Regions from separate parts of the Homo sapiens genome. Here region 1 is linked to region 2. The links are chromatin loops, found by intact Hi-C in ENCODE. Cell type or tissue: gastrocnemius medialis. All regions are shown on one strand.

The links. Peaks named below come from ENCODE experiments on the same cell type or tissue, not always from the same donor. Only the 100,000 strongest peaks of a DNase experiment are listed, where the experiment ranks them.
Region 1: it touches region 2 in a loop (2.0-fold over the local background); 6 of 110 quality-filtered maps call a loop at or near these places.

What each region holds. Positions count from the first base shown.
Region 1 is chr4:148,055,588-148,058,087 of GRCh38, forward strand. All of the region lies in intron 20 of ARHGAP10 (Rho GTPase activating protein 10), which reads left to right. Among named protein-coding and RNA genes, the nearest start is that of MIR4799, 270 kb to the left of the region's middle. RefSeq lists an enhancer at 1-535. In gastrocnemius medialis, no CTCF peak of the experiment used is centred here; a DNase peak (open chromatin) is centred at 1,504; H3K27ac peaks cover 2,376 bases.
Region 2 is chr4:148,213,267-148,215,766 of GRCh38, forward strand. The region is part of intron 3 of NR3C2 (nuclear receptor subfamily 3 group C member 2); the gene reads right to left. Among named protein-coding and RNA genes, the nearest start is that of NR3C2, 230 kb to the right of the region's middle. In gastrocnemius medialis, no CTCF peak of the experiment used is centred here; a DNase peak (open chromatin) is centred at 1,425; H3K4me3 peaks cover 563 bases; H3K27ac peaks cover 816 bases.

The sequences.
Region 1 (2,500 bases), 160 kb before region 2:
CGAAGCACGAGAATTGCTTGAACCTGGAAGGCGGAGGTTGCAATGAGCCAAGATTGCGCCACTGCACTCCAGCCTGAGTGACAGAGCAAGACTCCGTCTCAGGGAAGCAACAAAATAAAGATATTTGTTCTCAAAGGTGAACAAGTTACTGCTTTTACGTGCTGGCTTCATGTATTGGCTGGCTCCCTGCTGCTTGAGAGATGATCTTATACAGTTGAAGAAGGCCTCTGCTGCAGGAAAGCACTGGGTATGTGTGGGTCAGCCCCAGGCACGAACAGGGGAGCCCCGCACCACAAAACCAGTGAAGATGGAGGGGATTCTCCATCCGAATTGTCTTCATCTCCCCCAAACCCCACGTCCCTTCCAGGCTTCTTATCTGGTCTGTTTAATCCAGGGGTGAGCAAACCGTGGCCCACTGCCACCTGTCTTTATAAAGTTTTATTGGAACACAGCTACACTTAGTTGTTTACGTTTTGTCTGTGGCTGCTTTTTCACTGACAGTGATAGCAGAATTGAGTAGTTGCAGAAGGCCTGCCAAGCTTGAAGTATTTACTCTCTGGCCCTTTACAGAATAAGTTTACTGATCTTGAGCTAATCAGTAATCAAAACAGGTCTGTTTGGAAGGGCCCACCTTTCTTAAAACCCAGCTTTAGGAAGTGCAGTTAACCACTGTGGTGGTAGATGGAGAGTGCCAGGTGATTTTCAGTGTAAGCTTCACACATCTCTTCTTGTCATTAAACCAACCAGACATTTTCCCTATGGGTTTTGGATGCCCTCAAATGTTTATTTATAATTTCAGAAGGCTTTTAGTGTTTCAGTGACTGAAAAACCTATGTGGGGTTGTTCTTTTTATAATGTATCATTTAAAATAAATTTTTATTTTGGAATAGTTTAAGGTATGCAGAAAAGTTACAAAGATACTACAGAGCTTCCGTAGACCCTTCACTTCCCCTCTTCACTTCCCGCCCCCACCCCACCTCCGGCTCTTAGCATCTTACAGAACTGTGGTACCTTTGTTAAAAATAATGAAATTAGTGTTGATACAGTACTGTTAACTAAACCACAGACTTCATATGGACTTCACCAGTCTTTCCAATAATGTTCTTTCTCTGTTTCAAGCTCAAATCCAGGATGCCATGTTTCTATAAGCAACTTTAGATTTTTTAAATGATGACATCTACTTAATATAGTCATACTTTTTTCCCTTTGCATAGCTGATTTGCTGTCTTTTGGTAAATTAAATGGTTAGTGATGATATAACCCTAGAAATCAGAGGTAAGATCTGACCTAGAAATATGTAATAGTAGTGAGGGCTTCATTTATTGACTGCTTGCTATGCTTCAGGGCTTTACGCCTATCATCTCATTTAAACCCACAGTGACCCAGCCGATGAGTCATGACTCTCTTCACGTTAGCTGAGGGAGTTTAGGTTGCTCAGCCAAGTTTCAGTTGTGGATGACACTAAGTGCAGGCTAATGATGGCAACTGTGGGCCAACCTCTGGGGGGCACTCGTAAGTCATTCGCTTCCTTCTCAGCATAGCCTCTAGCTATTGACAAAAAGAGGAACAAGCCTAGGGGAGGAAGAAACTGCAAGCTGGCACTCAGCCAACAATGATAGTGCCAGCTCTGGCACCCAGGTCTCTCTGCAGAGTGGCAGAGTCTTAGGCATTTGTAATTTGCATGCGTACAATCCTTCAATGGCCCCTCTTTGCCTTTAGGTTATGATTGTGCCTCCTGAATATCCCGGTACTTGCATCTCTCACCATTCTTTCCATATTCCATTCTAGTCACTGAAAAGGACTTGAGGGTCTGAGATCTGTGCTGTCTTGTCAAAACAGGGTTTACTAGAAACATGACCTTGAGTAAGTTGCTTTCACCTTTCTGAGATGGTCTTCTCATATGTCATGTGGAATAATAGGGTGGTTGGGAATAAGTGTACTAGTGCCTGCCTGTTGCATCTAGCACAGGGCTAGATTGCACAGTTGTGCCTCACATGAGCCTGGGTGTGGGGAGGTGATGACGATGTTGACTATGGTAGCATCAGCTTCAGCATTAGCTCCGCACAGATGCTGCCTCCTCCAGGAAGCCCTCCTGGCTATCCCCATGGTTATTAGGTGCTTCCTCCACTCTTCCTCTGAGGGACCTTGGGCAGATCGCTACATGGCTCTCAGTGCCTGTATTATGGTTATTAATTGGGCATTCTCCACTCACTTGGCTGCAGAGCAGGTGGTGTCACGGTTTCCTGGGTGTCCCCAGGGACTAGCACAAGGCCTGACAGGAAGTCCTCAGACTGTAAATGATGAGCCAGTGGGTCTACTCCGAACCTTCCTGATGGGCAGCAAAGTCCTTCTCCCCCAACGCCGTGGGTTATGGCGACTTGCATGTCACAGGCCTTTGTTTCTCTGCACTGCTGTTGTCCCTCGGTGTGCTCGTGGGGAGCCAAACAATGTGCTTGCGTGTGGAGTTCTCCCTCTCCTGGCACTTAAGGAATAACTGGCA
Region 2 (2,500 bases):
ATTCAACAAAGTCATGGAAATTCATTTTAAAATCAGTATAATAAAAATCTTAGTAAAGACAATCATACCAGCAAACCCAAGGAAAAGTAGAAATCATTAGACATGGTGTTAAAGTCTAAGGAATGTCAAACAAAAGGTGAGAAACTGACCCCCAATAATGATGGAATTTTTATGTATGTTTAGTGTTACCTAATAACTTACTCACAATTCAGTTTTCTGCTTACATATTTATAGTATTCTGAATTGAATACGTTTATCCCATATGAAATTAAAGCTGAGTATTATTCTGCGGCTGTTCCAAAGGCTATGGTCTTTCACATGTACTCAACCTTTAAGTCAATACAATCTAATAGTTTAAGAAGACATTACATTTCAGACAGCCATTCTGCCTAAAAACACTCTAAATTATTTAAATTGAATTCTGATTAAAGTTAAAATAAAATCTTCTTCAATGGGGCATGCAACGTTCTCAGAACTTTTGCAAATGACAGCTTTGTAATCTGATTCTGTTTCATCCAGTAAAGCCATAAAATGAATACGCCACGAAACTACAGTCACTGTAGCTGTCTATGGAATACTTTACAACTTACATAGTCCCCTTTTTCTTGAGCTCCAAAAGGCAGGGAAAAATGGTGCAAATGGTTCTCCTTGAAGCTTGAATATTAAATACTAACTTGAATTATTGAAAAGAAAGTTTCACTTCTTATGGAAGAAAATACAGGGGTTTTCATTCTAACTAGGACTTACCCCAGGTCACAGAGGTAATGGAGAGATGTCAGACTTTAAATCAGAAGACCTGGGGTTGAAATCAAATTCATCTGCTCACTAGCTATGACTTGGTGCAAGTTACTTTACTTCTTAGGGGTCTATTTCCACTTCTGTGCAATTGTAAAAGTATAGTCTACCTAGCTAGATTATTGAGAAGTGCAGAAGAAACATTTTCAGATGCCAAGGGCAGTGCTTAGCAGAATAGGTTGCTAAATAACTTAGCTATTAATATTGATTCTAAAGTTGGGCCTTAAGCTAAGAAAGATCTCCTGTTTGTCAGTCTACATACCATATTGTCTAGGCAGTTTTTATTGGTGTTTTTGAAGAGTTTTTTTTTTTAAAAAGGAAAACAGAGTAATACAACAACTATGTTATATACCCACTTTCCACAATTTGGGTTGTCTTTTCAACCTAAAAACAAAAATAAAAATTTTCCAAATCATGATCTAGGTCCCCATGAATGCATTTGGCTCCATGACCATTTAGCCATTCAGATGGACAACTGAAAATTACCTATAACTAAGAAAACAGGGAAGAGAAGACTGCTCCTGAGAAGCTACCTGAGCCGCATCTAGGAAATGTGGGATCCAGCATCTTGCCACAGAGCTGAGCCATGAGATGATGAAATGAGTGAGGCAGCAGGAGCCTGCACGCCCTGGCTCAAGGAAAGAGCAGCTGCTACAGCTGCTGCTCAGGGCTTGCCAATGGCTGGCATGCTGGAATGCAGGCTCCGTGTTGCCAGACCTTTCACTACTTCAGGAGAGGCTGGACGTCGAGAGTTTATATGAAATCTCCCCATTTTTAAATATTGGCAAATAATTAAAAACGTTAAAAAAATTATGCAGGCCAAACAAAACATCTTGGCTGGCTTGATTTCAATCTGGAGAAATCAGATTAAGAGCCTTGAAAGGACAAGAGCACCCAGGCATGCAGCCTGGGGCTGCGTGCAGCCTTCAACAAGGGGATGGGGGCCTGGGTAAGGAGTACATTCTCCACCGAAGCCCTACTGGGCAGGATTCTAGCCTTCTATTTCCCTCCGTGTTTGGATTCTTATCTTTATGCCTAAGCATGAAAAACAAATCCTGGAAGCTGGCATTCGGATAAATAACACAAAGTCTGTTCGGGGTATGAAAAGGGAAAACAAGGCATCCAGAATACAGGCATGTCCCTGAATGGTGTTACCCTTATGTCCTTGGGATTCACAGCTAGATGCCTCTGGTGTTTCATAAAGTATCAGGAAAAAAACATTAAAATTGACACTCAGTTCTCTGGAAAACTATTCTAGTTCACTAAACTGCAATGTTATTAAATGCCCTTGAGGCGTTTATCCATGAACTGCTGCTGCATGCTGGTGGTGACTGCTGGGCAAGCTAACAGAAGCTGATCCGGGCTTTCCTTATGAGGAAGCAAATGCTGAGGATAAACAGTATGGAGAGCTGTGGATAAACAGTATGGAGAAGGTGGAGGTAATTCATTAAACTGCATCACAGCAATGCCACACGTGACCAAGGATATGCATTTGTAACACTGAGGTTAAAATAGCTATTGAATTTATGTGCCCTTCAACATACCCTGGAAAGTAACACTGGCACCAAAAACATGAGAACATCAAGTGAAAAGTCTTCCTCATTCTTTTGTCCATTTGAGAAAGGTGACAATTAACCTGTTAGGCTCTGAACACTGCAAAGATCTAGGAGATCTCCAAAGGGGTTAAATAGTAAATATTTTAGGC